Regions from separate parts of the Homo sapiens genome. Here all the other regions are linked to region 1. A link is an interaction called in ENCODE POLR2A ChIA-PET data of the cell type or tissue named here. Cell type or tissue: GM12878. All regions are shown on one strand.

Evidence for each region. ChIA-PET counts read pairs that join two places held together with the same protein. Peaks named below come from ENCODE experiments on the same cell type or tissue, not always from the same donor. Only the 100,000 strongest peaks of a DNase experiment are listed, where the experiment ranks them.
Region 2: POLR2A ChIA-PET joins it to region 1 with 6 read pairs; 4 of 35 experiments call an interaction of 5 or more read pairs at or near these places.
Region 3: POLR2A ChIA-PET joins it to region 1 with 5 read pairs; 2 of 35 experiments call an interaction of 5 or more read pairs at or near these places.

What each region holds. Positions count from the first base shown.
Region 1 is chr6:156,694,795-156,702,794 of GRCh38, reverse strand. No RefSeq gene overlaps it. Among named protein-coding and RNA genes, the nearest start is that of ARID1B, 79 kb to the left of the region's middle. RefSeq lists enhancers at 3,704-3,943, 5,684-5,733. In GM12878, no CTCF peak of the experiment used is centred here; DNase peaks (open chromatin) are centred at 3,604, 4,334 and 5,304; H3K4me3 peaks cover 2,720 bases; H3K27ac peaks cover 6,485 bases.
Region 2 is chr6:156,803,151-156,811,150 of GRCh38, reverse strand. All of the region lies in intron 1 of ARID1B (AT-rich interaction domain 1B), which reads right to left. Among named protein-coding and RNA genes, the nearest start is that of MIR4466, 27 kb to the right of the region's middle. RefSeq lists a silencer at 1,670-1,870. In GM12878, no CTCF peak of the experiment used is centred here; a DNase peak (open chromatin) is centred at 1,910; H3K27ac peaks cover 2,557 bases.
Region 3 is chr6:156,545,244-156,553,243 of GRCh38, reverse strand. It overlaps the pseudogene NMTRV-TAC1-1. Among named protein-coding and RNA genes, the nearest start is that of SNORD28B, 170 kb to the right of the region's middle. In GM12878, no CTCF peak of the experiment used is centred here; no DNase peak of the experiment used is centred here.

The DNA.
Region 1 (8,000 bases):
ATTCAGAGGAAGGATATGCTTAGAATGAGAAGGTTATTTCATTTTTAACTTTTCTTGGGTATCAGGTCCAAATTTCATAGTAATATCTGAAAAAATATCTGTACTTTTTATAAAACAGGAAAGTTTATGTGGAGCTACCTAAATGTTTGAATAGTAACGTAAGATTCATTGTGTTCATGTTGCTTTGCTTTTGTTGACTCCTACTTAAATTCGCATCATTCTACTATTTTGACCTAAGCAGTCTTGCTTCGATTAAGAAAATTCAGTGTCTGGCATCTACATGGTAAAATCACAGCAAGAAATTGGAACTCTAGAGATTGGAACTGTAGCCACGACAGGGGGTGCCAACTCCTGTGGTCCCCCGACACCACAGAATACCATGAGTGGAACTTTATCCACAAACATATATTTCCCTCCCAGTGTTAGGATGTTTCATCTCCCTCAGGCCTCCCTTTTAGAATTTCCTAGATTCCTGAAGTCCTCCTAAGTCTGCAATATTATCACTACATATATATCAAATTAAAATAAAGATCTGTGTAAAAGATAAAAGTAGCTTTTCTCTCTCTCTCTTCTGTTGCTGCTGTTTCTTTTCAGTTGATTCAGCTGTCAACTTCAGTCAGGCGCAGCTCTGAACACGTGGTCATATAATTCATTAGCAGTTAGAAAGGGGCTCCACTCAGCCCTGAAGACATTCATGCGAACAGCTTTTGGAAAAATGTTTAATAAACGTCTTCTAGCATTGGTCTGTGCTCTTAGAAAGACCAACCTGTAGGAAACTAATACATACAGCTAATGTCTTAATAGATAAATACACTTATTAGGCATATTTAATTTTATGTTTGACTTAGTACCCCCAAAAATGCTGTTTAAGTTGGTAAGAAAGTCAGATTCACCAAAGCAGAAGGGAAATGGGATGCATTTGGTCCCAGTAGTACTGGCTTTGGGTGAGTGATTTTGTATTGCTTTTGGATGAATTGTGGAAGTTAGTCGTTCTCCCAGTCACCTCTCTAATTTGATCATGAAGTCAAATGATATGAAGAAAGCGTTATAGAGATTGGACTAGTTCAAACAGTGAACACAGTCAATATAACTGGTGGAAATGATATTTTAGTGTAAACTCATGTGGCAAAGCTTGGCCTAAACGGAGAACATTTGTTGTTTCTATTTAGAAACATCAGACTCAACAGTCTAGACAATACATTTTGATTTATTACTCACCTTTTTACTACCTTTTTCACTTAGTTAATCAAAGTATATATTCAAAAACATTTGAGTGCCTGTATTGTGCCAGACAATATTTATGGTTACTCAGTCTTCTTATTTTCTTTCTTTCTTTTTTCTTTTTTTTTTGAGATGGGCTGGAGTGCCATAGTGATGCGATCTGGGCTCACTGCAACCTCTGCCTCCCAGGTTCAAGCGATTCTCCCGCCTCAGCCTCCGGAGTAGCTGGGATTACAGGCATGCGCCACCACACCCGGCTGATTTCTTTGTATTTTTAGTAGAGGCAGCATTTCGCCATATTGGCTAGGCTGGTCTCACTCCTGACCTCAAGTGATCCGCTCGCCTCGGCCTCCCAAAGTGTTGGGATTACAGGCATGAGCCACTGTGCCCAGCCAATCTTCTCATTTTCTAACTCATCTGTTTCTCATTCTCTTCTTCCTCCTCCTCTTCCTTTTTCTTCTTTCTTTAAAGCCTCAAGTTTTCCTCCTCAGATTTGTCTTGATTTTTAAAGTTTTCCTTTCATCTCTTGGATGTGGAATTTTCCCATAAAAATCTATTGTTCCCTTGTTTCATCCCTTTTGGAAAGGAATATCCTTCAACTGGAAAAGTGAAACATATCCACCAATTTTAAACGTTAAAAATAACTGTGCAAATATATAACTATGTTTTATCTTCAATTATTATGAAATTATTAACTCGGTCATTGATTTGTTTATTTGGCATGAGACCATGCTGTTCAGGGAATTCCTGCCCATTTCGAGAACCATCTTTCTTGCATTTCTTACTTAATGGGACTAAGCAACTTAGCTACAACTGAAATAATTTTAGCAAATATGAAATTCTACAAAAAAGCATGGCCAACAGAAAGCCTTCATTCACTGTGTTTATGTTGGTACTGATCTTCACGGCATGCTGTTAACTCAACATGAAGCTATGCTTTTTAAAACAATTCAAGTTCAAGGCCATCCCATTTATAACCAGTCATGTTCCAGGCCTATAAAGCATTTGCAATAACAATCCAAACTGGCATATAAGTTAAAGCTCACCCTAGGCAGCTTAAATTTACACGATTAGCCTGGGACTTGCTCATCCTGTAGCATCGGGAAGCCCGACCTCATGATCAAGTGCAATTCACATCTCACAATTCTAGCAATCGATGTACATGGATACACCATTATATTATTATTAAATCCAATTGCTTTGCAATTAACCCAATATGACACCCATACAAATGATTCAAATAAAGAGCCTCACATTTCACAGGGGACAATCAATACAGTGAAATCACAGCTACTGACAATGCCAGCAATTTGGCTTGTTACTTTAGTGCTACATTTTTCTCAGGTTGACACTTCTATTCCCGCTTCTGAATTACAGCTACCATAACTTTCAACTATTGGCAATGCCCACGCCTCACAAAAGCAGAATATTCAACCATGCTTGGCCATTCCTAACCTGTTAGCTGAGTCATGAAAAGTTACACCCAGCCTAAGACGTGCTAAATCATAATTTTTAAAAATTTTCTTTCTTTCCTCCCAAAATGAAATTTGGACTTCTTTTTCTCCAGGAAAAGCTCCTTAATGATGGAAAAGAAAATTATGAGACTTATCAATAGATTAAATAAGTTCTTAGGAAAAATGATTCTTGCCCCTCCCCTTGCATAAAACTCTTACAAGGAGATGCTTGAAAGCAAAACCAATCACAACAGTATCTTTCCCAATTACTATTATTGTTCTTCTGTAGCTTTATCATCTCTATTTTAATTAAGTGAAAGCACTTTACAGTTATAGCCTGATCAAAAGCAACCTTTTAAAAACATTACAACCTTCATTTTATGTCACCCTCTTTTGGCAGATTTTGCCAGTGTATGTGTTTGTCAGACAAGGTGGCTTTTAGCAGCATTTCCCTTCAGCCATTTCTACAGAGTTGGGTGCTGACATTCAATAGATATTTATTGACAGACTATTTGAGCGCTACTTTGTTAAGACCCCATAACTCCTTATTTCAAGTTGACTGAACTTGACCTTATGGAGCATTTAAGACAGGCACTGACCAAAAAATGTATCTTTTCTGTGTCTCTTTCTATATTGTTTCCAAACAGAGACTGGTTGAGTCAGATATGTTTCTATGAGGCCATTTCCATCTACTAAATGGGGGGAATAGAACATTAAGTATGCAGTAAAATGCCTCTGTTTTTTAACATACAGTGTAGACGATTGAAAATAATGACTTACTTAATACGCTAATAGAGTCTCCGTGAATCATACTGTATACATAACGGTGATGAAAATGTTCAGGTTTGAAATTTCTCCCTTGCCAGAGAGGAAACCATGGGGGTGAGTCATGGTTTTAGTGATGACTGGCCTGGGGAAGTGAAATTGGAAAGCCACAGGTTAAAAAAGGAGTGAGGAGTGATTCCTTAACAGGAGTGCCATAGTCATAAACTCCAAGAAGGCAAGAGACAGTTCCTTATGCTGCTCACACCTAGGCAGGAACCTGCAGAAGAAGAGCTCCTGGCGGTTCACCTGCAGGAGAGAAATCCTGAAAGCCCAGGAAACCAAACAACATTTAAAGTCACCTATGGATTGGGAAAAGAAACAGGACTTCTTGCTGGGGGAAGAGCGATAAATGACTGCCTGTAAAGGGGAACACAACTGAATGCAGTCACTCAAGTGAACGAAATTCATTTAAGAGCAATTGGATTAGAGATGGAGATTTACATGGATGACTTTAAAGAAGAGAAGTGTGCAAGAGACAGGAAAGATGCACATCAGTCATTTGCTACAAAACTGTAAACAGCATTGTTAAGTGGGAAAATGGGCCACTAAATTGTAATTAAACTATGACGATAATGTTGTAAAATGTGTGCTATGGGCAAAGACTGATTGGGATTACATAGAAATTAACCTAGTTACTGTGCTCTTGGTAAAGTATTGATGTTATTTGTTTTCCATTGTTAAATTTTGTGGTGTGAACATGAGGGTGGGGGTGGGGAGAGACTATATATAGAGAGTTTAGTGTTAAGACCATGGCACGAGGAACCAGGAAGCCGTCTTTAAGTTTCACACGGCCACGCCAGCTGCGATTGTAACCTCTCTTGAGTCTCAGTGTCCATATATAGAAAGTGAGAATAAGAACACCTGCCCTGCACTAATGGGGTAGTGAAAGCACTTTGTAAATTTGAAAGTATTGTAGGAGATTTTTTTAAGGAATGAAGGTCTGGGTGCTATCTAGATGAGAGACTTAGGAAGTCCAGACCTCAAAAAGTTACACTGACTCTCTTTTCTTAGCAGTCACTGCGGAAGCTGGAGAACATGTGTTATCTCATTTAATTTTACAGTAAAACAAATTACAAACACTTATTGGGCATCTACTAATTGTTTCACTAACCAGGTTTTCCAATACCATTTATAGAACAATCTTCTTGTCCTCCATTGATCTGAAATGCTCCTTTTATCACACACCTGAGTTTATATTTGAACTGCTGTTTTACTGCTCACCGTTCTGTTTTAATTGTTGTAGATTGGTGACTTTTTTAATCTGGTAGGGTAACTTTTTATAGCTGTTGTTTTTTAAAAATAGGATCCAGGGCAGAGAGGGAGCTATTAAGGAAGATAACCAAGCTTGGACTCAAGGGAGTAACTAACCAGCCCAAAGGCACGTTGCAGTGTAGCAGATTCTTAGAAGACATTCTGGAATCAGAGGAAGCTTACTTCAAATCCTGGTGTATGATTTATCATCCACATGACCCAACGTATATCACTTAATTTCTTTAATCTCTTTCCTCATCTGCAAATTGAAGACAATATCAGCTACCTTGAAGTGTCCTGATGTGGATTAAAGTACAAAATGGATGTCAGTTTCTCTAGGACCATGCCTGGCACCCAGCTGTCACATCCTTCCCTTCCTTTGAAAGCGTTCCTACTGGTAGGGACATGGCTTCCCTTTCTTAGGTTTTCTTACATCTGCAAAAAAGGAAGAAGAACAAAGAATGCTCACAGCATTCTGCAGGCTTGTTTCACTGAACGGAGATAGATACATGGTAACTGTCTAGGGGATTTCAGCTGTGCATGTGTATTCTCTCCTCCCTGAACATGGCAGAGCAGAAGATACTGCATGCCATAGAATTCATGAAGGGCTCTGTCATTATCCAGCCATGAACATGGGATGTCAAACCAGGTAGGAGTGCTTGGCGGTACATTCCCCTTGAGGGGAAGTGAAAGGGGAAATTGCCCTGGGCCGTGAGAACTGGCTAGGGAACAGGTGCAGAGTGATGGGGCCTCTCTTCTCTGCCAAGTTTGGACTTTAAGTGATTTTGGGGGCAGAACTCACATTGATGACCTCCCTTTTTGTAGTTTCTTAGAGATTATTGAGTAATATTTAAAAATATTTGATGATTAGAGTGAAGACACGTCACATTGGGCCCCAGAGCAATCTTCCACCTCCAGGAGTGGCCAGGATGACTTTGGAGGGACACCTCTGTCATCTTTTCTCCCTAAGTGATGGATGGATAGAGTCTGATCATAATTAATTTTAATAGAGACCTGATGTGCTGTGAGAGAATCTTGGCCATTCAAATGAAATAGAACTGATAGCCAGCCACGAAAAAAATAATCTCAGTTCTATCTCACCATTGGCTTTAGAACATATTAAGTCTAGTTAAGAAGTATTTATGGAGGGCTTCTGTGCCTGGTGCTATAGAAAGGGATACAAAAAAAGGACCTTGTCTGACATTCTCTGTCTGAATTGGACAGACAAGAAATATAATAAAATAATAATGTACTATCTGTGAGGCCCTGACATATGGTATACACTGAGTTATATGCTCAGTGTGCATTAGCTCTAATTCATTAATTCTTTCCACAAATGTTTCTGGAGTGCCTAGTATGTGCCAGGGATTCTAGTTGCTGGGAGAACCATAGGGCAGAAGGCAGAGCAAGTCCCTGCCTTTGGGAAACATTCTAGTACTTATAAGCAAATGAGTATGCACGATCATTTCAGGGAATGATCAATGCTATAAAGAGCCAGGGGCAGTGGCTCATGCCTGTAATCCCCGCACTTTGGGAGACCGAGGTGGGCGGATCACGAGGTCGGGAAATTGAGACCATCCTGGCCAACGTGGTGAAACCTGGTCTCCACTAAAAAAAAAAATAAAAATAAAAAATAAAAAAAAAATTAGCCAAGCGTGGTGGCGTGTGCCTGTAATCCCAGCTACTCGGGAGGTTGAGGCACGAGAATAGCTTGAACCTGGGAGGTGGTTCAAGTGAGCCGAGATCGCACCACTGCACTCCAGCCTGGTGACAGAGCGAGACTCCGTCTCAAAAGAAAAAAAAAAAAAAAAAAGAAAAAGAAAAAGACAAAAGAAAAGAAAAAGAAAAAGAAGTAGGGTACAGGGATAGAGGGGCATTGGGGCCCAGCTAGGGGATATTTTAGACAGGCCTCTCTGACGGGGTGGGCTGGAAGAATGAAGTGAACCCCAGAGGCCGAGGGTCCAGGCAGAGAGAACAGCAAGTATAGAGGCGCTGTGGGGATTCCTGAGACCAGGGCGGCTGGAATGGGGTGAGGCAGGAGGAGGGGCAGGAGAAGAAACAGGACAGACAGTAAGTGACTCTGCTGTGTCAGGTCTTGCAGGAAATGACAATCATTGCAGGTTTCATTCTGAGGCCAACGGGCAGCTCTTGGAACATTTTGAAGCAGGAGAGGGTTACCTGGAAACAGACTCTGAGCTGGCAATGCACAGGCAGAAGCCCTGTTCTCCCACCAGCAGAAGAACAAGAGAGAAGCAGGGCTGGGAAGAGGGAGAACGTGGGGTATCTCAACACAGACCCCCAACTGATCCCGCCAAAGCTGTGGGGTTGGGAGGACCCTTCAGAGTTTCCTCCAGTTGAGGCAAGAGGGCTGGACCTTATAAACCAGCATCAACCAGTTGCTGTCTCCCAAGAGGGGTTATAGACTTGGGCTAGGCAGCTCCCTGTGGGAGCGGATGCCTGGAGAGCGACACAGCTGTAGGCCGCCAGCAGTCAACACCCCCAGCAGCTAGGGCAGTGGCACCTGAGTCCTGAAGGGTGGCTCTCCACAGAATCCGCTACAGATCTGTTTATGTTTTCATTCTTATAAAAATCCTCTAAGTTAGGTGTTTTTATTCCCATTAGACAGGAGGAAACTGAGGCTCATGGAGTTTAGGCAACCTGTTCAAGGTCATACCTAGGAGATGTTGGATTTGAGACTAGATCTCTCCAAATGCAAAGACCATATCCTTTAAAAAATTGTGATAAAATATACATAAGTGAAATTTACCCTCTTAACCATATTTCAGTATAAAGTTGGTAGCATTAAGTACATTCACATTGTTGTGCAACCACCCCACTATCCTCCAGAACATTTTGTTTTTAAATATATGGAGTCTTGCCATGTTGTCCAGGCTAGCCTCGAACTCCTGAGATCAAGTCATCCTCCTGCCTCAGCCTCCTGAGTAGTGAGGATTACTGGAGTGCACCACCACACGCAACTAATTTTTATTTTTTGTGTAGACAGGGTCTGACTATGTTGCCCAGACTGGTCTCAGACTCTTGGGCTCAAGCAATCCTCCTGCCTCAGCCTCTTGAGTGGGTGGGACTACAGATGCATGCTACCTCACTTGGTTTCATCTCCAAAACTTTTTCATCTTGCATAACTGAAACTCTGAATCTGTAAAATAATAACTTCTCATTCTCCTCCCATCTCCCTAGTCCCTGGTAACCAGCACTCTACTTTCTGTCTTTATGAGTTTGACTATTCTA
Region 2 (8,000 bases), 110 kb before region 1:
GTCCAGGCCTTCCCAGAAGTTACAGATTCTCTCTCTGCTGGTGGCATTGAAGAAGCAGGCAGATATGAATTCTACAGCCACCAGGAAATAAATTCTGCCAACAGTCTGAGGCGGCCTTCCCCAGTCAAGCCTCTAGATGAGAATGCAGCCCGGCTGACACCTGGATTACAGCCTCTACGACCCCAAGCAGAGTATGGCAGCTAAGCCATGCCTGGACTCCTAACCTCCAGAAACTGACATAATCGATGTGTGTTCTTTTAAGCCACTCAATGTGTTATGCAGCAACAGCAAACTAATCCACAAGCTAATACAAATAATACACATTTCATATAGCTCTTCCTCACTCTTGCCCCTCCCACATAAGACCTGCTGCTGTGCAAAATATTGGTGTTGGTGCTCTCACATTCTCCAGAAGCCTGAAGACACACGATTCCAGAAGTTATTGGGGGCTGATTCCTCATCTTTCAGGCCTTGACTCAAGGATCACCTTCTATATCAAGTTTGTCTTGAAACCACCAGGCAAAATGAAAATGATCAAGAGATCAGAGACCCCTGAGGAAACCTGTGTTCTAAAATTTAGAAGGTTTGGTTGCCATTGTCTGTTTATGTGTCTTCTGGACACCAGAGGCTGTGAAATAGCAAGAGAGTTTACAAACCAAAGGAGAACACCCCTCTCGCTTTACAAGGAAGACAGAATGAGAGCAGGAATCCAACGCAGCTCCAGGAGCTGAGGCAAGTTCCTCAACCTCCCAGGCCTCAATCCCCTCATCTATAAAGCAGGCAGGCTGGCAGGTGGATCTTTGGTAAATGGCAGCTGTTACCATTTACACTTTTATAACCAGAACCTACCACAACGTATATCTGTAGATGGAATCAGTATGACAAAATATTCTTGAGAGGTCACCCTAAATTCTAACTCAAAAAATTGCAGAAATGCTAGCAATAATACCAATATAGGACAATGTGTACAAAATAGTGAACTGAAAATAAGTAGTTTAAACTGTGACTATTTAATAGTACATGTGTATAAGCTGACAAGGAACAGAAATGATTTTCAATAGTTATTTTTCCCCTTCCTATATTTCACATGTAAAGCAGCAGAGGTCACACATGGGGCCTGCTGCACCTGACAGTCTTCACCTCCCTCCTGAATCTGATTCCTCAGCCACATGCTGTGCTGATTTCCCAGATGATTGCTTAAATCCTCAAGTTCAGAGCTGCATCTTTTTGTCCTCTGCATGCCACCTGACCACATGACAAACTGTGCCCACCTCCACAGAGCTGACTTTACCTAGCCTACCATGCTAAGCCCATGTCAGAACCAAGGCCCGCTCCACTTTCTGGTGGCCCTCAGCCACCAGACTTGAGAAGGCTACTTTTGAATCATTTTTGAACGAACCAAGGGAAAGGGAGTCCTTTTTTTTTTTTTTTTTTTTTCTTTGAAAAAGGCAAATCTTCACATGCTCTTGACAATGGTGGTGGTACAGGAGCCTCAGGTCTGCCCACTTATCTCAAACCTACATCTAACCCAGTAATTCTATGTAATGCAATTGATTCAGCAGTACCATTTTACAATTCTGACTGGGTTTCTCTAAAATCCTGTTTATTAAGTTGCTTCCTTTAAGCATGCATAATTACTAAGTTGCTTCCAACTAAATCAGATATCATATGGAAAGATTACACTGCAACAGTGGAAGAGCACTCCAGGGATTATGTTTCATCAAGATCTCAAAATTCAAATAGGCGAGAATTTTACAACTGTAAAATGTCTTCTTAAAAAGAAAGCTTAATTTATACACAGGATGCTGGATCCGTAAAATGTCAATATCCCATTATAACATCCTGTGTACAAAATGACCACATCTCTCACATAGCACATGAAGCTAAGGCCAGCAGACTCAATGTGGCTCTCACGTGCTAACTTCCTCTTAATCAGGAGGTCAGTCATGGTAAGACACTGCTCAGCAGTGCACAGAGCTGAAACAGACTGAGCCTTTATGTGCCTGCTTGAAAGTACAGAGTAAGTAACGTAAAGTAGGCCAAAAAAAAGACACCTGATACTTTATAAAATTAGGTTATTGATGTTTTACTTTTAAAAGATTAATAGCAAATCAACAAATCAAATTACTAAAATGAATAAAAACCTCCAAAAAGAAACTTCAGTGATTTGCTAAGCCATGTGACTTTGATTAACTTTAATTAGAGTCACACAGATAAAACAAACTCGTGTGTACAAATCTTAAGACATTTCTCCCAAAGCACAATGAAATACAAATCCTTAACACTGTTTTTAATCAAGGATTTTAGTGCCTCTAAAAACATTCGTTAAAAGAAGTTTCTCTCCTTTCATCAAGTAAAAATAAGAGCATTGATATTTTAAAACCAAATGAACAAATAAAGAATGTGCACAACTAATGAATAAATCCTTATTAAACAATACAGATAATGTTTTTATTTTCAATTTTCATAGTGGCATGTAGATTAGAAAAAGACTTCTTTATAGAGAGTTAGTACACTTATATATATTCAATTTTAGCTGAGACTGAAAACAAAACAGGTAAAAAAGAGAATGAAAGAAAAAAGTATGATTGCAAGGAAATCTGTGGTATGAGGACTGTAAGAGAATTACAAGCATTGACTTTAGTAACAGGGCTGCTCTGGTTCACGGTCAATGTAGGCTGGAGCCCACACTCACAAGAGCACCACGTGATAGGCTGCCAAGAACACAATGAAGGCTCCCTTTTTTCAAGAGAGATTATTTACAAAGTCATAGCCTACATTTGACTAGAATACCTATTGAGTACCATACCAAAAAAAGAATGAGAACTCTGAAGTATTTTAAGATCTACATTATACCACTACATGTTCTCCTTTCTGTTTTCCCTGTTCTTATTTCTAAAGCTAACAAGACAGAATGCAAATAACTTCGGGAAAAATAAAATAAAATCCAGCTGATGTCTTCCAAATAGGAAACGCTCTCATCTCTCAATTACTTTTGAAATTTCAATTACTAAATCCAATTACTTTGAAATATCTACCTCTGCTTCTGCTTTGGGATACAATAGGGTTAAAGCCTCAACAGTAACACGGCTTAACAATGAAGAGGTTGTATTTTTATAGCACACTCATGGTAAGATGTTATGGACAGCGCTCAATGACACGGGAGTCTAGGACTGCATCTGAGGCTGTCAGAAAAGGAAGTCACGCAGGACTCAGACCCAAAGACCCTATCCTGATCCTTCCGGGCAAATCCTGCCAACTGCCTCAAAAGAGGGTGACATTCTAAAATGATTCCACAGTCCACAGCAAAAAAAATGATATTGTGTTTTTTCACTGTTCAGTGACTGCTTAGACAACTGAGAACCTCTCTTGCTCACACAACAAATTACCCAAAGCAAAAAGTCGAACCACTGTGGTGTGATCCAAGGAACTTTCTGTAAGGAAAAGGTCAGAGAACACGTACAATATCATCTTATATACAGATGTTTATATTTATATAATTGTCTATGTTCACATGCAGTATTTTAAAATCAACTAAAAGACACATTTAACTTAAGAGCATATACTTCTGGGAAGGGGAAGCAGTAAATGAGAGTTTAAATATTCAACATACACGTTTTTGCCAGCGTTTGAATCTTTTAATAATCAAACTATACTAATGCACTACATGTCTGTAACTCTCTTTTTCAAAAAAAAAAAAACCTTAAGAAAAAACCTCAAAACTCTAGTGGGGGGAAATTAAAGAACTGACAGAGCTCCTAGAACATGAAGAAACTCAACTAGATGGCGGGCAGTAAAAACCAAAACACAACAGAGAACCCTGAGCTTGGTTTCTGACATGCAAGCTTCTTGCTTAAGGCGTTTCCGACACCACGTGATCCGCTGGCTCCCTTCACCCTGGGCTCTTCCACTCCATAGATCTGAACTTTCTCCCAGCTTCCTGTTAGCTGAGATGCTAGAGAATAAAGAGTTGTGCAAACAAAGATGCTTCACTGGGTGGGGCGTGGGGGGGTGCACAATACTTGGACGGAACTGGAAATGGAAAAACGCACGCTGTCCAGGGGTTGGCAAGCTGCGGTCCTCCAGACAAATCTGGTCCACCGCTTGGTTTTTGTAGGACCCATAAGCTAAGAATATGTTTTACATTTTTAAATGGTTGGGGGAAAGAAATCAAAAGAATATTTTAAGACATGTAAAATTACATGAAATTCAATTTCAGCATCCATAGCTTTTCTGGCACGCAGCCTCCTCCCACGTTCATTTACGGATTGTCTATGGACACTTCAGCACTGCCTCAGCGGAGCTGAGTAGTTGAAACAAACATCATCTGGCCCAGAAAACCTGAATTATTTACTATGTGGCCCTTCGTAGGAAAAGTTTGCTGACCCCCTGATCCAAACGTGTCTCTAAGCTAAAGAATCACTGTAACACACCACAGCAACAGTGTGAGGTGCAAAAGCTCAGATTTGGGTCACAAAACCTGGTTTGAAATAAAGTCGTGTCCTTAGCCAAGTCACTGTGCTTCTGCTTCAGCACACACGAAACAGGGATATTAACCAAACCTCGCAAGATTACTGTGAGGACTAGATAAGAAAAGCACTTTGGAAATTATTAAATCATCTGTAAAGTAGTATTATTAAGCAAAACCAAACAATCCCCATTTAAACTCTGGTTGAAAATATGATACAGTAAAGTCTGTGAAATGTATTTTTGTGAAATGTGTTTTTAGAAGAAAGGACACGTAGAGAGCAGGAACACCTCCAAACCAGCTCTAAGGAGGTTCTGAAAGCCAGAGGTAGAACCTGTTCTTCAACTCAGTGGCACGGTAAGGCATGGGGTCCCAACTTGAGAAACTAAAAGAACCTTCCAAAGACCATAAGCCTTTGCTTTTTTTATTTAAAAACCTTTAAAAGTTTGTTGAATGTGCTGAACGTGAGTTTATCACTTATTGAGGACCTGGGCAACGCACCCTTCCAGCAATTCACTTAATCCCCATTTTATGGACAAGAAAACAGAACCTCAACAAGGTTTATGGTTATGATTTTGGGACCCACCATTAAACCTAATTTAGTGAATGTGACACAGAAAAAGTGGCCAATACGGAAATTAGAAATGAGCTTTCTAACTGGAGTGAGGGGGAACTCACATTACAGGGTTTCAAAGCTGAAAAATGTGGCTGGGCACAGTGGCTCACACCTGTAATCCCAACACATCAGGAGGCCAAGGCAGGAGGATCACTTGAGGCCAGGACTCTGAGACCAGTTTAGGCAACACAGCGAGACTCCATCTCCACAAAAAAATTTAAAAATTAGCTGGTTGTGGCAGTGCGCATCTGTGATTCCAGCTACTTAGGAGGCTGAGATGGGAGGATCACCTAAGCCCAGGAGTTACACGCTGCAGTGAGTTACAATGGTGCCACTGCACTCCACTGTCTCTAAAAAAAAATAAAATTAAATAAATAATTAAAAAGTTGCAAAGTATATGTAATTCTTTTTCCTATTTTTTCTTCCGTGTATGGAAAGGAAAGAAAATAAAAGCAAAGGTGACATTTGGATAGAAAAAAAATTTTCTTGTAGGCCCTCTGAGAGCAGAGAGAGCATACTCCTATAGGCAAACCAATAGCTGCCCTTCCTTGGTGAAGTGTAAACCTGCTAGGTTTCCTCAAGAATAGTAATGGTAACAATAAAAGCTGACACTCGGACAACATCCTATATGCTTTAAACATGCGACCTCATTTAATCCTCAAAATAACCCCAGAACTTAGATATTATCATTATTCCCATTTTACAAAAAATGAGTGGCAGAACTGGGGATTCAAACAGACCACTTTACTCTCGGGCCTATCCTGTCTCATTCCCTCACTACACATCCAGCACAGCAGGCTGCAGGTGGAGGCAAAGTGTCTCCACCAGATTTTCCCTAAGATTTAAATCCAATGAGCCAATACTACATCCCTGAAAAACTAGGGCCCAACCCAGAATCTCTAACTTGGCCTACTGAGTAAGCTGAGAGAGGCCTGTTCCTGCCAGAGTAGTATAAGCAAACAAATGCATAGTTATAATTAGCAATTATTAGCTAAACATCCAAGGGTTGGTAAGTGAAGTACTAAAATTTAGTGAGATGTTTACATTTGTTAAACTCTTGTCCTATTTACATGTCACTTTATAAGTACTGGCCATTAGTAATACTGCCTAATCTTTAAATTTTATATTTTAAGGGTGGGTGAAATAGGAACATTAAGACACAAAAAGGGCCAATTTCTTTTTTTTTTTTTTTTTTTTTTGCCAATCAGATCACATCTCTCTTAGTAGTAAAATTCTTCAATGGTTTCTATGACCCCTGGAATAAAATGTAATCTTTTCATGATACGTTGATATGATTAGGCTTGTCCCCACTCAAATCTTATCTGGAATTATAGTTCCCATAATCCCCATGTGTTGTAGGAGGGACTTGGTGGGAGGTGATTGAATCATGGGGATGGCTTCCTCCAGGCTGTTCTCGTGATTGTGTTAGTTCTCACGAAATCTGATGGTTTTATAAGGGGCTTCCCCCTTCGCTGGGCACTCATTCTCTCCCCTGCCACCCTGTGAAGAGGTGCCTTCTACCATGATTCTAAGTTTCCTGAGGCCTCCCCAGCCATGCAGAACTATGAGTCAACTAAACCTCTTTCCTTTATAAATTACCCAGTCTCAGGTATATCTTGATAGCAGTGTAAGAACAAACTAATACAGTAAATAAAGCTCTCTTTATGATCTGGCCCCTAATTATCAATGTAATCCAAAATTGAGGGGTGTTTTTTTTTTTGCTTTTTTTTTGAGACGGAGTCTTGCTCTGTCACCCAGGCTGGTGTGCAGTGGTGCAATCTCAGTTCACTGCAACCTCCGCTTCCAGGTTCAAGTGATTCTCCTGCCTCATCCTCCCAAGAAGCTGGAACTACAGGCGTGCACCACCACACCCAGCTAATTTTTGTATTTTCTGGTAGAGATGGGGTTTCACCATGTTGTCCAGGCTAGTCTCGAACTCCTGACCTCAACTGATCAGCCAGTCTCAGCCTCCCAAAGTGCTGGGATTACAGGAGTGAGCCACCATGCCCAGCCTTGAGGGGTGTTCTTTAGAAACATTCTCCATCATACCAGGCAATTCAACGTTACAACTACTATTACCTCTGCCACTAACATTTAATGAACACTTATTTCACATTGGATGTAAAGCTATATGCTTTACACACCTCAACTAATTTAGCTCTCTTAGCAACCACGTAAATTACGTTTCATCATCCCTATTTTGCAGATGAGGAAAACAAGGCTAAGTGTTTCCTAAACATGATGAAAAATGGCCAATTGTTTTAATATGTATTGGAAAAAAAGGTAATAACAGACACCCAGGAAAAATCTTACAGGAAAGCCCACCCAAGACAGGATGTGGAATGGGACACTTACAACTAACCCACTCAATGTGGGCAGCTGTGGAGGGGCAGGAAGAACTAGATCAAAAAAGGAATTTAAAAAAAAAAAAAAGAGAAAAAGATAAAATGAAAGCAAGAAAAAAACACACCATGAAAACAAAAATAAAGCATTCACTTGAAGAGAAAGGAGGGAAAAATCATAAATGCAAAACGAAGGCAAAGGTAAGTCTAGGTAAGTTTAAGACAGGTAAGTACAGAGGGAGGAAGATGGTGGATGGATAAAGATTTATAGATAGACACACAGCTTAGAGAACACTGAAACGAAAGGAAAGGAAAGGAAAATATTTTGGTTCTCTCTTAAAAAGGTAAGTAACAGCAACTACAATCTTTGCAAGATCCATTATTCTTCTATACTGAAAAATCACAGGAAATGTACATACATTTCTATTATACAACATTATAAATGTGGACTGAATTTCATAAATAAAATGTTGGCTCTTAAATCTTCATTGAAAAGGCTTAATAAATGTACAAGACCACATGCACGAAAATTCCATCATCTCTGCATACTAGAGTCAATCTGATAAAAAGAAAA
Region 3 (8,000 bases), 150 kb after region 1:
CTGGCTGTATTTGAACGCCAAAAGAATCGATCTGTCTTTTTTGAAAGTGAAAAAATAACCTTTATTTTAGTATGTGTTTAGAAAACTCAAAGATATCTTTGTTTTCAAACTTCAACGGACTAAGGACTTGTAACTGCTTTGTTTGAAGAAATTTTCTTTTGAAAAAGAAAGTTCGGAGAGTGGAGAAAATGCATGCTCAGCACTCTCCCAAGCATCCTCCCTCCCCTTCACAGATGCTCAGAGGCAGCGTCTGGGTGTTAGCGGTAGTGGACGGGGGACTAGGTGACCCTTCAAGGTGGAGCAAGCAAGGAGGGGACCCTCGGGGGCCACTAGGAAGCGATGGGACTGATTTTACAAGCAGGTGAATGTTTGTCCTTTCAAAAATAATTTCAAAGATACTTATGTTGGGAGACCAAACGTGTTTTCCAAGTAGGCCCCAGTGGGAGTTAGAATCACAGACTCTCAAGATGGAAGGGACGTTCCAAGCCGTAGTCTAGTCCAGACACAGTATATGACTGTCTTCCTGGTGTGATAGCTTTTTTTCTAGGAAAATTTCTTTGGTGGCTACAAATTGGATAAGATACTTTAGGAGGAAAACATTTGGAGCAAAGCGATGGGATGGTGTTCTTGCATGACTCAGAGGCAGACTCTGAATGCAAATGCCATGAACAGGAGTTCATTATTGCGTGGCGTCCACATTTGAGAAGTGTATCGCCGTTGTGAAGAGCAGGGCGTGGTCTCTAGACTTAGACAGACATGATTTAAAATGTGCTGGGAAAGAGAGACTCTATGTTTGCATGTAATTGGTGCTCAGTCATGTTAGGTCTTTATCCTAAATTCTTATATGTTACACACAAGTCCCAATCCTGAATTAGAAAAAGTGAGTTTAGGTGCTGGGATGATGTGGTCAGGAAGCAGCCTGGACCACAGTCCTGAAGGGGGTGCATTAGTTACAGATTGCCTTGGTGGCTTAAAACAACCTACATTCACCATCTCACAGTTGCTGAGCCACAGGGGTCTGGGCCTTACAAGGCTCCAGTGAAGGTGCTGGCTGGGCTGAATCCGTGTCTGGAGTTGGGGTCCTCTTTCCAGCTGCTGTGGTGGCTGGCAGAATTGAGGTGCTTGTGACTGGGGGGCTGAGGCTCTGTTTCCTTGGTGGCCGTCAGGTGGGGCTGCTGTCAGCTGCTTGCCAGCTGGCTTTTTTGCAGCATGGCAGCCTACTTCTTCGTGGCCGGTGTATTAGTTTTTTATCGCTGCTATAAGAAATCACCACCATTTAGTGGCCAAAAACACCACCAGTGTATTATTTCATAATTTCCACATGTCAGAAGTCTGGGCTCAGCTGGCTTTTCGACTCCAGGTCCCAGAAAGTGTAGACAGGACTTTGATTCTTTCTGGAGGCTTTGGGGAGCTAGTGGCTTCCAGGCTCATTCAGGTTGTTGGCAGGATTCAGGTCCTTGCAGTTGTAGGACTGGGTCCCCACTGCCTTGCTGGCTGTGAGCTGAGGGATACCCTCGCCTCCTAGAAGCCCTGCACGTGGGTCCCGCATTTCAGGACCAGCAAGGGTGCGTTGAATCCCTTTCATGCTGGAAACGTCTCTGCCTTCCTTTTGCCGGCGTCTCCATGATTCCAACCAGAGAACATTCCCTGCTTTTAATGGCTTTTGTGATTAGATTGGACCCTTCTGGATAATCCAGGATAATTTTCACATTTGGGGTTCTGTAACCTTAATTACATCTGCAGACTCTTTTTGTTTGTTTGTAGAGATGGGGTCTCCCTGTGTAACCCAGGCTGGTCTCTAACTCCTAGGCTCAAGGCCTTCTCCCCCCATGGCCTCTGAAAGTGCTGGGATTACAGGTGCGAGCTACAACACCCAGCCTGCAGGGGCTTTTGTTGCCATGTGATGTAACATTACAGGCTCCTGGAATTAGAGCATAGACATCTCTGGTGGGGTGGGGAGAGTTACTCTGCCTACCACAACCGGCAAGAGAATCTCTCATTCTAGTCTGCTAAAATGGAGTTGAATTTAATGTGACAGAGTCACAGAAAGGACTGTCCAATCACCTCTGCCATTTCTCTGGGCTGGAAGCAAGTCACAGGCTCTGTCTGTACTCGGGAGGGGAGGATGCAAGAGTGTGGCTCACTGGGGTCACCTTCCCGTGTGTCCCTACAGAGCTGGAAGCTGGGTGGGGTGGGGCGTTTTGGTTGCCTGGCAGCTGTTGGACCAGGTGGCCTTTAAGACTCCTACTACAGTGAAGAAGGGACAGAGCCTTTCTTCCAGCCTTTCCAGAATATTCTTTCCCCACTGCAGTCGGGTCCTGCCCCAGGCAGCTGTCTCTTGACCAACGTCCCCATCATTCGTTTGTTACTGTTTCTCCCCACCTGTGTATAGGTTCTGCTGGGAATTTTGAGGTTTCCTGTGAAGTGGTCTGGCTGGGCCTTGCTTTTACAGTGTAGACCTGCAAACATTTACTACTGTGAGCTGTGGAAAGTGAGCCTAAGGTTTAGATGGGGGAGTTAATTAGGGTCTGAGGGTTGTGCTGGAGGACATGGGGTACTTGCCCATAAGGTCCTTGTATAGATGCAGACACTTGGCTCCATTGCCTGCCCTGTACAGCCCAGGAAGGTGACGGGGATGCTGAGAGGATGCAGGGAAGGCTGTGTGCTTCTTCCTAGAAGTGGGGCACCCAAGGCAGGCATTTAACACCCAAGGCAGTGCTGATTCTTTGCTTTCCTTGGCCTCATTCTTGTGGGTCACATTTCTCAAATCTCTTCTCCAGAAATGCTTTGCAAATCAGGACATTTCTTACTGACACTCCTAAACAATCACCGGGTGCCACACACATATTCTGTCTTTGGGTGTGGAATGAGCCTGCACCTTCCTGAGCTGATAGCTTGGCTGCAGCCTCAGTTACTGAAAACTGCATTTCTTTGTCAAGTAGAGGTTTATCACCACAGCAAGAAGGAATAGAAAAGGCCATTAAATATCAAAATACAAAAGTGTTTCCTGGATTTATATTTCCCAACAAAACACAATTATGTTCCTCCCCAAAATAGTGATACTTATTTCGTATCTTTTCTGAAATAGACTGTTTTACATTTTGTCTTATCTAGAAAACAACTAGTTTAGCGCAATGATTCTCAGCAAAAGTATTCTGTCTCCTATGCCATTTGCTTAATCTAAATGATCTATTCTATTTATGGTCTCCAGGAGTTTTGAATTGTGTGTACATGTGTGTGTTTATAGTTGGTCATTTTCGTGATAGGTGGGAGTCCAGAAATTGACCCTCTTTAAATGAATTTTATGAGATATTAAAATGTTGCCCCATCCATTCTCAATTTTGTGTAGAAAGGGGAATAGTCTAAGCCCTGAAGTAGTAACTATCATTTTGTGTTTCAATTTAAAATTCAATTCAATTCACATAGTTGCCATTTAATAGTGCTGCAAACATTTCCCCATCTCTAATAAGACACAAATTCACACATCTCCAGTGTGTCGAAAAGAGATGAGAAAAATGCAGACATACTCTTTCAGGTCTGGGTGTGAGTTCTGCCAAGACCATGAACTTGCTGGGGATAATCTCAGATGTCTAATTTATGATGAAACTCAAAGACAGAAACTGTAAAATGTAATGTGACTCTCCCGGTTCAATGGTTTCACAGGCAGATTAATTCAGAGATGTATTTAACCAGCGTAAAGTACCCGATTTTGATAGAGAAGAATAAGCACTCTAAAAGGATCCTTTAATAAATGAAGACTTATTTCAGTATCTTCTTTTGGTTCTCTGACAGAGCTATTTCATCCAAATGTCTAGTCTTTCCCCTTCATTACTGCGTCGTTCTTTAGATAGTCTCCTATCATTTTAGAAATCCCACACACTAAGATTCAGTATGATTCCTTCTCCTTCTGATCTGAATTCTCACTGTAGCTGTTCCTCCATGCTGCTCTCTCTTGTAGTAGAGACTGCCCTGTGTAGAAAGAGAAACTCAGCTGGGCCATTGGTAACTTTTGCTCACGGTCCCAAATGTTCCCACATGAAAATATACAGAGAACACAAAGTGAGTGACGTATTTGTTGTTGAATTTCTATTAAGACACATTTGCTGACTTATTAGTCAATAGCAGGTACCCCCATAGCTGGGTAGAATAAATTTAGGGGGGAGGGGACTCCCCGGTGTGCCGAGCTGCCCTATGCATGTTGCCTAATGTCCTGGGCTCTGCAGAACTTTCAAAAAATTAACACACTCACCAAATATGTTTTTCTTGCTCATTAACTTGATGAAGCCCACTGGTTTTTTAGAATCACGGCAGCAAGTTGTAAATGATGTATGAAATGAAAAATCTTTTCTCTCCCAGTGAGCAGGGAGGGAGAGCTGACAATGCTCCGTCAATGCTGCTGCCGCCTGCAGTAGCATCTAGACACAGAGACACCCCAGGACCCAACCTGTCCCAGTACCAGCAGTGAGCTCAGAAGGAGTAAGCGATGGGCCCTCAGTGACCTCCCGGTACCAAGATTTCCTTGCTCCTTCACATACTGCACTGGGGAGCTGAAGACAATGTGGCTGAATGAAATCAAGCATCTGAGCCAGGTGCCTGCTTGCTGGGAACAGGATGGCCTGAGTCCAGAGCAAACCTCTTGGGCCCACTGGTGTTTGAGGCTTTAGGAGTCAGGAGCAAATCTCTTGGGCCCACTGGTGTTTGAGGCTTTGCCCTTTGGCTTCATGCATCAAGGCTTTTGGCTTAGTTCGCATCCCATAGTTGCGGTCGGTTGCAATGTATTGTTCAGCTGCTGTTGTTCATTTGCTTGATAAACTAACAAATGTTTGCATGTGCATATACCCAGAACTGGGCCAGGCATTGTAAAGGACAAAATAAACATAAAGTAGAGATATATCCAATATAAAAACCCAGCTTCTGCCCTCCAACTGCCGACAAGCCAGTCAGGTGAGAAAATAATTTACTTAATTAACATCTTTTCCTCAAATAGGATAATTTTATTCTTATTGTTGCCCTTGTGGTGCCATCATAGTGTTTCAGGCATCGTAATGGAAAGTGTATTAGTATATGTTTACCCACTTTTGTAAATAATGCGTGTTCATTGCTTTAAAAAGGGGGTTGAAGCCTAACGATGAAGGAAGGCAGTTTTCACAGTGAGACAGTAAATGCCTCACTGAAGGGAGGCATTTACGGGCCTCCCCCCGTAAATGGTATCATCTCAATTTACCACCGTACCCACACTTACTCAAGAACAGAGTCTGTTAAGACGGCAGAGCCCGGCAATTGCGTAAAATTTACAACTTTATGGGCAGAGGTTCAATTCCTCTTCTTAACAACGTGCCCATAGCCAACCTCCTACTTCTTATTGTACCTATTCTAATTGCCATAGCATTCCTAATGCTAACCGAACGGGATGTGTCTCCCCGGATGCACCAACATGAACCAATGTTAACTGGTTGACATTAACCAATGTTAAACTCCAAAAGGCTGATGTATACACCAGAATGCCAGTTTATTGTTTTGAAACGTGCACATGACCTGGGAAGGTGCCTTGTAGTCAGCGGGTCGTGTGGGTGAGCATGCACTTCTAACAGGGGGCCTGGTGAAAGAACATGAATGCTTACTGGCATTAAGCTCTGAGAAGCAGCCCAGTTGCCTTCCTCAGAGTTGACCTGCCCCCAAGACTAGCCGTTGTATCCACAGGCCAGGTGGCTCTCCTCTTTCAGGACTGGAGGTGCTCCTTTCTCTGTGTTTTCTTTTTCTTTCTTTCTTTTTTTTTTGACGGAGTCTTGCACCGTCAGCCAGGCTGGAGTGCAGTGGCCTGATCTTGGCTCACTGCAACCTCCGCCTCCAGTGTTCAAGCAATTCTCCTGCCTCAGCCTCCCTAGTAGCTGAGATTACAGGCACCTGCCACCACGCCTGGCTAATTTTTTTTTTGTATTTTTGTATTTTTAGTAAAGACGGGGTTTCACCATGTTGGTCAGGCTGGTCTCGAACTCCTGACCTCGTGATCCGCCCGCCTCAGCCTCCCAAAGTGCTGGGATTACAGGTGTGAGCCACCATGCCTGGCCTTCTGTGTTTTCATGATTGTCAAACTCCTCCTGACTGATCAAGCCTTTCTTTAGATATTTAACCTAATCACCAGGTGACAGTCATGTCATACAGGCCTATGGCTCTTTCTCAAATTTTAGGAGGCTTTGCCTGTCTCCTTAGTCTACAGATATCAATTTTATGGTTCAACTGCATAAGACAATGTTGTCTCCAAATTTGCGTATCTCATTTTTTGTCCCTCTTACCCCCTTCTGCATAATCATGGTTGCTGCGTGCCCACTGTGCTACACTAGAGTAGACAATATCAACTTTGGAGCTCTCCATGTTCACCAGCAGCAGGGTACCAGTGCTCCATCCACTCGCTGAATAATAACTGTGAATTTTAAGTCTGGCTTTGGTATGGGTTTGGGGTGAATTTCTGGGAGATTCTCTTCACCCATTTAATTCAGGCACTTTGACAATAGCCACTGAATGGCTTGGTGGTATAGAAGTAGACATGAATTGATGTCTTCCTGGGAGAAGGTGCAGGACGTGTCTCTAGAGCAGAAATGACTGAGTCATGGCTTGTGTATCCTGACCTTCCATCCATCTTAATGGTCAATGTGCATTGCTACACCATTAGGAGTTCTCTGTGGTCCCATCCTGTACTTCATGGAAAAGGTAGCTGAAATAACTGACTTGACTGTGTCAAGGTTGATTCTGGTGGCTGTGTGTATATATATTCTGACTCCTCTTAATACAAAAATGCCAATAGATCAAAAGCCGCCTACAGCTTTTGTCAATACATTGACTGCATGCTAAAAAAGGCTACATTCCAGGGTTAGAGGTCCACTGTAGACATCGGCTGCTCTGTAAATACTAGGAAGGTGTTAATCTTGGGAATTAGATTTAACCATATTTTTAGAAGACAGAATTTCCACATTTTCATACAGAAATTATTTTCCGTTTAGCCCCCATATATACCAATGCTTTGGAGCCAACTGCATTTGGTACAAAAGTTAGCAAATACAAGTCTGGATTCATCCAGATGTTTATATAATTGCCACATACAAAATAACTGTTTTAGACAATGAAAATCTGGATAATCCCTGAGATGAAGTGACCTCAGAAGCTAAAGAATGCATGCAGCTTCAAAACACCATTTACATTCTATTGAGGATTGCATGGTGATGGCTCATCAGTAGAAAGCGTGCAGGAGAAGGTGGACACAATGGTGGTGGCCAACAAACCCTCTTAACAAACTAAATGGATGTGGACTCACGTGGAGTCCCTTTAAAACCACACGAAGAGCAGAAATTGAACATGAACTACAAAGTGAGTAGGTTTGGCCGAATGAAGGTAAGACAAAGGTGACATGTCTGCTGTAGAAAAATCCTACATCTGACATAAATTTGCCCCTAGGAATGCCTGCAACATTTAGATGCTCCCTGTCACCTGGAATGGGCACACTTTTGGGTTCATTTTTCCTCCCAGAGAATTTCCGAAGGTAGGATGGCTTGGATGTCAGCTTTCACTACACTTAATCTGCCTCAGACGACGGGGTCGTCCTGAGAAAAAGCACACTGGGTTTTGCTGTTTACTTATCTTGACAAACTCAGCCTCTGAGGCAATGCATAGAGAACCAGCTATAAAGGAATGGAAATGAAAAGCCGGCATCTTCCCTGCTCGGTGAAATAGTCACTTCAAGGCAAACTAACCGCTTGGCTTGAAGTTAAAAGATGCTGCTTGAATGCAAGTTGGAGATGGTTTGGAAGTTAGTTCACTGCAGAATGCCCTGTAATCAAAGGGGACATTGCCCCTTAAATTTTGAGAGTGTCAGACATGCACCCCACCCAGTAGGACTATAATGATAACAGGATAAAACACACATGCATATTTATGACACTTGCCTAGTGTTTCTAGGGAGCCTTTCTTCCAGGAACTCAAAGGCTTCACAAGTGTTACCTCGGGGA